3 separate regions of the Homo sapiens genome follow, and all the other regions are linked to region 1. Evidence: chromatin loops called from intact Hi-C (ENCODE). Cell type or tissue: PC-3. All regions are shown on one strand. Region 1 overlaps CEP112 (centrosomal protein 112). Region 2 overlaps CEP112 (centrosomal protein 112). Region 3 overlaps CEP112 (centrosomal protein 112).

The links. Peaks named below come from ENCODE experiments on the same cell type or tissue, not always from the same donor. Only the 100,000 strongest peaks of a DNase experiment are listed, where the experiment ranks them.
Region 2: a loop joins it to region 1, with 5 times the contacts of the local background. A loop is called at or near these places in 1 of 110 quality-filtered maps.
Region 3: a loop joins it to region 1, with 6 times the contacts of the local background. A loop is called at or near these places in 1 of 110 quality-filtered maps.

The regions. Positions count from the first base shown.
Region 1 is chr17:65,783,433-65,787,432 of GRCh38, forward strand. The region is part of intron 21 of CEP112 (centrosomal protein 112); the gene reads right to left. Among named protein-coding and RNA genes, the nearest start is that of AXIN2, 220 kb to the left of the region's middle. In PC-3, no CTCF peak of the experiment used is centred here; DNase peaks (open chromatin) are centred at 629 and 1,919; H3K4me3 peaks cover 334 bases; H3K27ac peaks cover 2,795 bases.
Region 2 is chr17:65,853,508-65,857,507 of GRCh38, forward strand. The region is part of intron 20 of CEP112 (centrosomal protein 112); the gene reads right to left. Among named protein-coding and RNA genes, the nearest start is that of AXIN2, 290 kb to the left of the region's middle. RefSeq lists an enhancer at 1,351-2,550. In PC-3, no CTCF peak of the experiment used is centred here; DNase peaks (open chromatin) are centred at 1,934 and 3,534; H3K4me3 peaks cover 836 bases; H3K27ac peaks cover 3,030 bases.
Region 3 is chr17:65,694,671-65,698,670 of GRCh38, forward strand. The region is part of intron 23 of CEP112 (centrosomal protein 112); the gene reads right to left. Among named protein-coding and RNA genes, the nearest start is that of AXIN2, 140 kb to the left of the region's middle. In PC-3, no CTCF peak of the experiment used is centred here; DNase peaks (open chromatin) are centred at 2,251 and 3,211; H3K4me3 peaks cover 811 bases; H3K27ac peaks cover 1,338 bases.

The DNA of each region.
Region 1 (4,000 bases):
CCAGGTAAATACTCCAAAGAACTGAAAACAGGTACTCAAACAAATACTTGTACACAATTTATCATAACACTTCTATTCACAATAGCTAAAAGGTGGAAACAATTCAAATGTACATCAACCAATAAATGGATAAGAAAATTGTTGTATAAAAATAAATAAAATAAAATGACTTAGAGTGTATCTAGTTTTCCAGAATCATCTACATCAAGGCTGAATTACTTCGCCACTTCATTTTAATATAATATTCAAAATGTTTGAAAGCAATAAGTATGATGCCCATACAAAACATGTCTTATTTCCCCGTTCAGTTGACAAAAATAAGGTGTCCAGTTGGCTCTGTTGCTTTATAGTTGAATTTCCCATCACCCAGACCCTAAAATCTACTTCCACCATCTTTTTCATTACATAAAGTTCCTTTGATCGACTATTTCAACTGTTGCCAGGTGGTAAGCAGTAAAGCATGTGGTTAACAGCATGGGCTATGAAGTTAAACCAACCTGGGTGGTGTGACCATGGGCAAATCATTTAACTTTCCTGGGTATTATTTTATAACATGTAGATAAAGTGGACAATAAAGATTAAATAGGACTGAGGTTTAGCAATGTAGGAGTGATGCAAGTGCAAGATGGCAATGGATCAGAGAGTAGTGAGTCAGCACTGGAATGAAGACAAACACTAGGTTCTTTATGCGTGAGAAAATGGGAAAAATAAAATGCAAGGCAAGAGCGATCAAAAGGAGAATTTGGTAGACTGAAATCCTGGAGGTGAACTAGGCGAGTAATGTTAGGTCTAAGGCATGGCTGCATTTTTGCATGGTCTAAAGTGGAAACAAGATATAACAGAAGTGACTTTACTACAGCTGAGCTTATAAACTTGCAGGGTCAGACTGTTAGAAAAGACACCTACCAAAACAGTCTTTTACAGTAGATTCTGGTTACTCTTTCTTATTCATCTTTCCACTTTAAACCCAAAAGAACTATTTGCCTCAGCTTCTTTACTGGGGAAGCAATTTTCTTCCTGGCATGTCCCCAAGACTGGGGTGCTCTGCTACTTTTTCTTTTTGTTTGAGACGGAACCTCACTCTGTCGCCCAGGCTGGAGTGCAGTGGTGTGATCTTGGCTGGCTGCAACCTCTGCCTCCCGGGTTCACGCCATTCTCCTGCCTTAGCCTCCTGAGTAGCTGGGACTATGGGCGCATGCCACCATGCCTGGCAAATTTTTGTATTTTTAGTAGAGACGGGGTTTCACCATATTGACCAGGCTGGTCTTGAACTCCTGACCTCATGATCCGCCTGCCTCGGCCTCCTAAAGTGCTGGGATTGCAGAGTGAGCCACCATACCCAGCCAGATTTTCTATTTTTAATAACAGCTGTAGTAAGATATAATTCACATATCATAAAGTTCATAATTTAAAACTGCACCATTCAGTGGTTTTTAGTATATTCATAGATCTGTACATTTATCACCACGACAAAATTCTAGAATATTTTCATCACCTCAAAAAAACAAAAAACAACAAAAAAAGAACCCATCCCTATTAACAGTCACTTCCCATTCTCCCATCCTTTGAGCCACTGGCAACCACTAATCTATTTTCTGTCTCTAGGGATTTTTCCACTCTGGGCATTTCACGTAATTTAAATCATACAACATATGACCTTTCATGACCAGATTCTTTCACTTAGCATGTTTCCAATGTTCATCTATGTTGTGGAATGTATCAGTACTTCATTCCTTTTCCTAGTCAAATCCATTGTGTGGATATACCACATTTTGTTTATCCACTCCTCAGTCAAACATTTGAGTTTTTTCCACTTTTTGACTACTATGAATAATGCTTCTGTAAACATTCTTGTACAAGTTTCTTTGGGAAATATTTTTTCAGTTCTCCTGTGTGTACTTAGGAGTTGAATTGCTGAGTCATGTGGTAACTATGTTTAGCTTTTTGAGGAACTGCCAAACTATTTTCCAAAATGACTGCACCATTTTACAATCTCACCAGCAAAGTATGAAGGTTCTAATTTCTCCACATCCTTGCCAAAACTTTCGTCTGTCTTGTTGATTACATCCAGTCTAATGGGTATGAAGTGGTATCTCATTGTTGTTCTGATACATGATTTGTGATTATTTCCTTCTATCTGTGGGTTGTTCTTTTACTTTCTTGGAAGTTTCCTTTAAAGCTTTTCATTTTGATGAAGTTCAGTTTATCTATTTTTTCCTTTGTCATTTGTGCTTTTAGTGTCATATCTAAGAATTCTTTGCCTAATCCTGAAATGTCATGAAAATTTACTTGCATGTTTTCTTCTAAGAGTTTCATAGCATTTTTCTCTGATATTGCTTTTTTCTAAAAGTTTTATAGTTTTACCATTTATTTTTAGGTCTGTGATTCACTTTGAGGTCCTTTTATGTGTATCTTGTGAGGTAGAGGTTGAGCTTTACTCTTTTGCATATGGATATCTAGTTGTCCCAGCACTATTTGTTGAATTTCCATATAAATTTCAGGATCAGTGTGTCAATTTATACTAAAAAAGGCAGTTGGGATTTCGGTAGGATTGTGCTGAATCTGTATATCAATTTGGGTAATACTGGCATCTTAACAACGTTAAGTTTTCTGATCTGTAAATATGAATGCCTTTTCATTTATTTAGATTTTAATTTTTTCATTGATGTTTTGTAGTTTTCAAGATACATATTTTGCACTTCTTTTGTTAAATTCTATTCCTAAGTATTTAATTATTTCATGCTATTTTAAATGAATTTGTTTTCTTAATTTCATTATCAGATTGTTTACTCCTAGGGTATTGGAATACAATTGATTTTTCTATATTGATCTTATATCCTGCAACCTTGGTAAACTCTTATTTTTCAAACAGGTTTTTTTTTTGGTAGGATTCCTGAGAATTTTTCTGTACACAAGATTTTGTCATTGGAGGATAGAATTTTACTTCTTCCTTTCCGATCGGGATGACTTTTCTTTTCTTGCCAGACTTCCTAATTTCTGTCAGTCTATTAGATATAACATTTCATTAGTGTCTTATTTTTCATTTCCTTGGTTACTGACGATATGAGCAGTTCTTCATGTATTTATGGGCTACTGATATTTACACCTCTGTAAAATGCTGTTTTGTCTTTAGCCAATTCTTTTTTTTTTTTTTTTTTTTGCTGTTGTTGTTGAGGCAGGGTCTCACTCTGTCACCTGGGCTGGAATGCTGTGGTGCAATCACAGCTCACTGCAGATTTGATCTCCTGGGCTCAAGCTATCCTGCTGCCTCAGCCTCCTGAGTGGCTAGGACCACAGGCATGCACCACCACACCCGACGACCTTTTTATTTTTACTAGAGATAAGGTCTCACTATGTTGCCCAGGCTGGTCTCAAACTTTTAGGCTCAAGTGATCCGCCTGCCTTCGTCTCCCTAAGTGCTGGGATTATAAGCAAAGCTGCTACACCTGGCCTTAGCCAATTCTTTTACTAAACTCTTCATTTCTGACACATGCCAAATTTCTATGGCGTGTGTCAGAAATGAAGAGCTTAACAAAAGAATATTATGCCAAGTTTCCATAACTACATCTATATCATCTATATATATCAATATATGGCTTTATGTGCTCTCTATTCTGTTTCTTTGGTCAGTCTATCTATACTTGTACCAGTGCCAAACTACTAACGTCCATACCTTTGCAACAAATTTTGATTTTGTATGTGGTAGGAGGGAAATACTTTTGACTTTTTCTTTTTCAGAATAATTTTGGCTGCTCTTGGGCCTTAGGCCAGGCACAGTGGCTCACACCTGTAATCTCAGCACTTTGGGAAGCCGAGGTGGGAGGACTGCGTGAAGCCAGGAGTTCAAGGTCAGCCTGGACAACAAAGCAAGACCCCCATCTCTACAAAAAATTTTAAAAATTCAGCTGGGCATGGTGGTGTGCAACTGTAGTCCCAGCTACTTGGGAGGCTAAGGTGGGAAGATCACTTAAGCCCAGGAGTTCAAGGCTGCAGTGAGCTA
Region 2 (4,000 bases), 70 kb after region 1:
ATCACAAGGTCAGGAGTTCAAGACCAGCCTGGCCAAGATGGTGAAACCCCGTCTCTACTGAAAATGCAAAAATTAGCTGGGCATGGTGGTGGGCACCTGTAATCCCAGCTGCTCGGAAGGCGGAGGCAGAGAACTGCTTGAACCTGGGAGGTGGAGGTTGCAGTGAGCTGAAATTGCGCCACTGCACTCCCGCCTGGGCAACAGAGCGAGACTCCATCTAAAAAAAAAAAAAAAATTCTATTTCCGGTTCTGTGTAGACAGGAAATTTTGAGAGGGACACCATTAAACTCAGGAAATGGACTTCAGTGGTTATTGTTTTGTCATTCACTTCTAATTGCACTGTGGCCAAAGAATGTAGTCTATCTCCCATTAATTCTTTGCAAATTTTGAGAATGTTTGATGGCAAGTTATGTAGCCAATTTTTTAAAAGCTTCATGTATGATTGCTAAGAAATGTCTATGCTGTATTTTCTACAGTTTTCAGTGCTATATCCTATACATGCCTATCATATCAAGCTTGTTACATAGTTGAAATCTTCTGTCACTTACTTACTGCCACTAACACATTAGCCAGCAATGCAACATTTCCCAAAACACAATGATAAATGTTTCATTTCATGCCTAATGTATGTTCAACAAGCACAGCCTAAACCAACATTTCCTTGACTGGAAACCAGAAAAATAAAAAAGTGACAGGAATCCAAATGTCACATTATGATGCTGGGAATAAGAATACAAAGCTAAATGATGAGAAGTTGCTTTGGTCAAAATATCTACAAGAATTATTTCATTTTCAATATAAATATTATATTCATCCAATTTTTAATTTTAACAATTTTGTGATTTCTACATGATAAATAATAATTGCTATAATTTTGAGTGTTTACTTTGCACCAGGCATCTTATTTTGGATTGTGTTCAGTATACATTAGCTCAACTATTAACCCTGTGGCCTCTCTACACTAGACTGGAAAAGACATCTAGAACAGTAACATTTGTGTTAGAGGAAAGAAAATGCTTTATAGTAATAAATCTGAGCCTTCGAGGCTGGAGGTGATAGGATGTCCCATTTTTATCCTGCCTTTCTAAGAAAAGCTTACTTGAACTAGTCCCAAAGGAATATGTGAGAGGACTTTATATAAAAGGCTGATCCTTGTAAACCTGTAGTGGAAAAATTAGTTATTTTTTCTTCAGGAAATCTATGCACTGTTTTAACATCTATTTGTTTCTCTATTTCATAGATTGATATCTGTGTATCAATAATCAGCTGTGGATCAATTGTCCGTGAAAACAGTCTTTTACCTTTTGTTCTTTGTTTTATAATGATTCTTTTGAACCCAAGAGAAGAGATAGTCAATGCAATCAGATTCTGAAATAGAGGATACATCTTCTAAAAACAGATAGACTTTAGCAGTGACAACAGTTATGTGTTTGGGAGGCAGAACATTCTTTTTTTAAAAAAAAGCTCAGGGATATCAACATGGCAGACAAGGATGGGTTGCTGGCTCCCTTCCCCAAAATCAATCCTGGAGAAAGCACAGGAAGCATGAATCTGAGATACTAATAACTATAACAATAATAAACATAACAAAAGCAAATTTTGAGAAGCTCCTGGGTGGAATAAAGACAGTCCTAAGGGGGTACAGCCTGGGGAAGAAAATAATAGAAAACCGCTGTAAGAAGGTGGGTTGCAGGAATGCTTTACCTTCTGCTCTTGTCTCTCTCTTTTGTAGCCAGGTAAAATCATATCTGTTCCATTACCATGTTGGGAGCAAGAACTCAACATAGTGTTGACATCAGTCAGTCAATACCAAGGAAAGCAAAGCCCTCCTTGGGTGAGGAGTTGAAGAAAACAGGCACAGACTTCTCTGAACTTCCTGGGTATTCCCCCTTCCAAAGGCTTCCCTCCAAACTCCCAGGACTAGTGACTCAGTCATTAGACACTCACTTCCAGGAGCTTAGGTAAATTCCCGACCAGCAGGTTTTCCTGATGAAGTAACTGTGAAAGGGAGTGGTACGGCAATGAAGGGCTCTGTCTTGGGGTTCATAATCTTGTCCTTCTATAAGCTCATCCAACAGGTCAGGGACTAAAGGTGGGCTTCTGCTCTTCCCCAGTCAGGATATCTGATAGTCCCAGGGGAAAATGGGCTCCCTGGCCAAAGTAAATAAACCTGAGGAGCAAAACTACTACCAAAAAGAGACACCTAAATAACATATATTATCTGAAGCAGTATAATTGGAACAGATGAAACAAGAATTTTTTAAGTGCGTAATAGGCCGGGTGTGTTGGCTTATGCCTGTAATCACAGCACTTTGAGAGGCCAAGGCAGGTGGATCACTTGAGCCTAGGAGTTCAAGACCAGCCTTGGCAATATAGTGAGGCTCCTTCTCTACAGATAATACAGAAATGAGTCAGGTGTGGTGGGGTGTGCCTGTAGTCCCAGCTACTCAGGAGGCTGAGGAAAGAAGATCAATTGAGCCCAGGAGGCTGCAGTGAACCGTGGTCATACCCTGTACTCCGGCCTGTGTGACAGAAGGAGATCTTATCTCCAAAAAAAGTCCATAATAAACATACAAATAGTAATATATATATACTTAATATACTGAAAAGTGTAATGGAAGAAGTTACAGACATGAAGCTGCAATTAATGTCATAGAAGAAGGAAAAAGTGAAAATGATAGGAAAAAGAGCAAGTTAGCTAAAGCCAAAGAATAGAATTGCGCATTGGAAGGATGGTAAGATTGAAGAACTCCCTGGGAGGCAGCAGAGAAAGATAATAATACAGAAAATGTAAAAGAAAAGCTAATATTTGTGGAGGACAGAGGAAGTGACAACATCTAAATAATAGAGTCTGAGAAAAATAGAATTGGAAAGATTTTATCCAAGCTCAAGCTGATTTGAAAGTCTGCTTTTTATCACATACTGTATCATCTCAAAGTATTAAGAATTTCTCTTAAGGAAGAGTACATATTTATTGTACTTTATTAATTTGTTATTGTGCGTTTCTATCCCCTAATTTTCACTATGGTTAGTACAAAGTTAACATCCAAAAGCCATAAGTCCATAATGTCTTTTTTTGAAAATTAAAAAATACATACATTTTTATAGATTTGGGAGCATAAGTACAGTTTTGTTACTTGGATATATTGCATAGTGGTAAAATCTGGGCTTTTAGTGTAACTACCAACCAAATATTATACATTGTGCCCACTAGGAAAATCTTTAAAAAATGAGCAAAAATGTTAGTTTTCCAAAAGCAGTGAGACCATCCCAAATCGAGTTTCAATCTCTGTCAATGTAAATCAAAGTATTGTTATGCACATTGTCATCACTGTGTAGATACTGTTCTATATTTTCACACACCCAATTTTAATTTAATTCCCATTTATTAGCATATTTGTCATATTTAGTGGCTCCCTAGTATTTCACCCTTCCAGTACAGGCATATCACAGAGATATTGTGTGTTTGGTTCCCGACCACCTCAATAAAGCAAATATTGCAATGAAGTGAATACTGCGATGAAGCAAATATCTCCATAAAGTGAGTCACATAAATTGGTTGGTTTCCCAGTGCATATAAAAGTTATAGACTATTCAGGAGTGTCTGAGGGAGAGAATACAGTCATGGGTTCTTGGTTTCTGTTTCTGGTTGGGCCAGTAAAGCCCCTTCCTCATCCCTCTTTTCTGCTTATCACTAAAGACAGAAACTTTAAAACCATGGCTTCTGGCTGCTAAAAGCCTAAAGCAAAACAAAACAGAACAACAACAACAAAATAAGGTGGGTTGGACAAGCTTGCAGTTTATTCAGTGAGCATTATGTCTAAAAAACAATGTGCATTCCTTCATTTAAAATACATTATTGCTAAGAAGGGTTAATGATCATCTAAGCCATTCTTAAGTCCTAATCTTTTTGCTGGTGGAGAGTCTTGTCTTGATACTGATGGCTTGCTAACCGAACTCCTGACCTCGTGATCCGCCCACCTCAGCCTCCCAAAGTGCT
Region 3 (4,000 bases), 89 kb before region 1:
GCTGGTCCTGGTTTTATATTCTAAAAGATTATTAGGTTATTAGAGTTCCAACCTCAGAATTTGACATAAGGACTATGTGAAAATGACCACAATTGCTCAATAAGTACAACCGCGGACTTTAAGTTGTGTCATCCTTATTCAAAAAAGCTTCAAATTTGACATTTCACACACACACAAAATCACAACTTTTAGTTTCTTCCTGAGAAAAGCCCAAGATAATTAAAGAACAGAATGTCCAACACTGGGTCAAAAATATGAAACAAAACCCAACTTGAACAGTTAAATTGTTTATTCTGCAGAACTGTCCCTCCTCTCCTAGCTCTGCAGTGTTAACTGGCATCATTACTGAAAAGACAGTTCTTTTCTCCCAATTAAATCTGCCTTTAAATATACTGTAAGTCAGCTGGCTGTGGGAAGCTACACCGCTCCTGACTTTCAGAGTGCTTTCTGCTGGTCGGGAATAAAGAATGACACTTTCCAGAAGAAAAATGTAAACGACATAAGCAGCTCCACAAGAACAATGAGCGCACACCGCACTCTTTAAAAGGGAGAGCATTGTAGGATAATTTGATTTGTTCCAAATCTGAAAATAATGAGAGCAAATTAAAGTGTCAAAAATTGAACATGTTAATGGGCTCTTCAGGGTGAGGAAAAGGACCTGGTAGCTAACATGCCCATTGAATGGCACTTGTGACAGTACAGGGCTTTTCTGTGAGTTTGGGGAAAAAAGAGTATCTAGTCAATGCTATTTTAATAATATGTATGAACATAATTCAGCTCAAGCCACTCCTTAACTTGTAAAACCACACATTAAGGAATTATGTATAGTCTTACCAAAGTTTTCTCTTGTAGTTCTGCGTCAATTAAACAAGAATAAAGTGATGGCAGATACATGCCTTTTAATAATGAATAAATGAAACACAAGTTCATTTCAATTATAAAGTGGTTAAAAGGTTTTTTAATAAAGGAAAACTTTATTGGAAGAGAGAAATACTAGGTCACAATGATAAAAACAATTTTTTAAAAAATGTTCCCAGAATACAAGGTATATAACAGAGAGAGGCTTTCAGATGTAGTACTGTAGCAAGACCGGACGTCTTTCTAGAGATTTCTGCTCTCGCCTTTGGCCCACTTCTTAGCCAGCTCCATTCCAGCAACCCAAGAGCTGCTACCTTAGTACCCTTTTCCCAACAGGCTGTCTAAGCGTATAAATTGGTCTTCAGCTTATAGCTCAGAATATTGGTACTCTAAGTTCGTACTAGAGAATACAATTTCAAACTCTACTTTCCCGTCTTTATCAAAACTCCATTTATGAGACATCTGGAAAAATCCACTTGCAAATCAAGACAGAATCATCAGCAGTATAAAAGTCACCCTTCTGAGTCAGTGGTCCTGGAAACACTGTCCTAGCAGAGTGGACTGCAGAGACACATTCTCTTACACATTTTCTGTCATGCAGCTTGTAGAGTCGCATTCTTGCCCCCTTTTAGAGAGTTTCAAAGCAGTTCTCATTGAGTTGAAATTTAATGTGTTTGACACATATTCTGCCTCATTCTATGTTGTTACGTCTTGGTAAAATGCTAATAGTGCCTGGCCTTTTCACAAATCATCATGAGGTCTCTGAGCACGTTTTTCTGGGCCTGCCCTGCATGATGGGGCAGAGTGTAAATGGATCTTGTCCTTGGTTCTGTCCGTAGGTTCACCCACATGTCCTTTGGGAAGTGGGAACCTTGAATGCTATAGTGTTCTGTTATTTAAAATAAACTGGATTGAATCATATGTAAGCAAAAAGAGTGTTGATTAAAGTTTTGCCCTATATAAATACAAAACTGGGGTCGGTAGAGTTGTGGATTTTAAGGGCCTTGGGTACAGTCTGTGGCCGTGAAACAAGGAACCAGATGAACCTCCGCTGGGTGAAACGCAGAAAGGGGACTTGCGAGCTGCAAGCTCTGCAAAACTGAGTTTTAACAATAAGAAAAAGCCAGAGTATTTATACTGAAGATGCTGCCAAGAAGAAGTCACCCTGGCAAACTGCGGGCAACTGCTTGAAGCGGGGTGATGGGTAGATGGCGGATCTGTGTACTCTTCTCCCTACTTTTGTGTATGTTTAAAAGCTTCCGTAATAAAAAGTCAAAACATTGAAAAAAGAAAAAAAGTCCCACTTAAAAAAAAATGAGGTCATCATATCCTTTCCTTCACGAGGCTTGAATTTACTATCCTACTTTGGAGAAAACAGATGATTCATTTGCCACTCAGTGGGGAGGAGGGATGCGGGAGGATTTACCCCATGAATGTTTTGAACACAGAATGAAGAGACCAGGGGGGTAGGATGTGCATATTTTGACTAAAGGAGAAGATAACTAGAAGAGGAAGGCCTATTTTTATTTTTATTGAGGTATAATTTACATACAATCCAATTCAATGTTTATTTTTTCATGGTAATGGTCTGTTTTCCATTTAAAACATGTAAGATGATTTTTAAATGTGTGTCATCAAATATTTGTTAAGTTATAAAATCTTGACGTAAACCTCTCTTCCCCTGGCTGCTTGGTCCTTCAGACAGACGTGATGCCTGAGCTGTGACTACAGTGAAGAGACACTAATTATAAAGGTGAAATAAGGGTGACTCTCATTTAAACCTTAATTGCCTTCTTAATAATGCCCACATTTGTTTAAGCAGCATTACTCCAATTCAGTCTATTAACTGGGCTGATAATATTTCTGATGAGTAGGTCTCCTTTTGCCATGTAAATTGACACCGAAACAGTAAATGTTTTTCTTTCTACTACTGCTAAATGAAGGCTAAGGTAAAATACAAATAAAGCAGTAAAATCTCACTCTATTTTCATGTGAGATTTACAGACTTATTTTTTTTTTAATCATATTGTAAACGACTAGGACAAAGCAAGAGGATCAAGCCCTGTCATCCACACAAGGAGCGATAAATGTGGGGCTACCGAAAGTGACACAGTGGCAGCGTGACATTTTTACTGGGTGGTCTCACGGGCTATTTACAGAGGCCACTATAGTTTCTGTTTTATTATCATTTTTAAATAGGCTAAATCTACTAACAAAAGTAACTAGTCTTCTTCAACTGAAATGCCACTCAAGATTTCTTTTAAAGCGATTTCTTCATTCAGACCTACCCAGGATGAATAACAAACCATAAAAAAAGTTTTATTAGTGATTCTACAGTCATGGAAAACAGGTTATGCTGCAGATCTAAAGCCAGAGCCGCAGCTACTACTGCAGAGGCCACTAATGCATTCACAACGCAACTGTATAATTATTTTCCCCTATGGCTTATGTTCAGGTTTTCAGTTTTTTTTCACATCCAAGCAACACTTATTTTTTGTTCAGGTTTTCAGTTTTTTTTCACATTCCCAGCAACACTTATTTTTTTTTCTTAAAAAAACAAAACAAAACAAAAAACCCTGATAATTCTGTCTCTTTTGTGATACTGATGTGAAGGTTTTTACCCAATACATATGTTACTCTTCACATAAGGCAAAATTCCTTCCACGTGAAAACTTTTTAGTTGTTGCTGCGACAAACCACATGCATGAGAAACTGCACTTTCATATGAGCTATTGCTATAGTACTTATTAGGCTACTGATTCAACATCAAAGGCAAAAATACTGTGGCCACTATATAAAGCAAGAGTTTTTCTTGTTTGTTATTCTCCAAGTACGAAAGTTTTCACTTTTTCTCTTTCCTTCTCTCGCTCACCTATTTTCAGTCCTTTAAAATTCCTAAAGGACTTCCTTTAAAGGTCTTAAAAATGCACTTTTTAAAAAGTTAATGTTTCCTGGTCTTAACAGAGGTTCCAGGAAAAGAAATCATGTTATTTCAAGACTTTGATGATCTAAGGAAGCCGGAATCTCCTAACGCACCTCATTCATGTTTTCCTAGTCACACAAAAGACCATCCTGACATTACCCGCAGCTCCTCTTAAAGGGGCCAGTCTATTTCTACTCAGGAAATTCAAAGCACATTCCC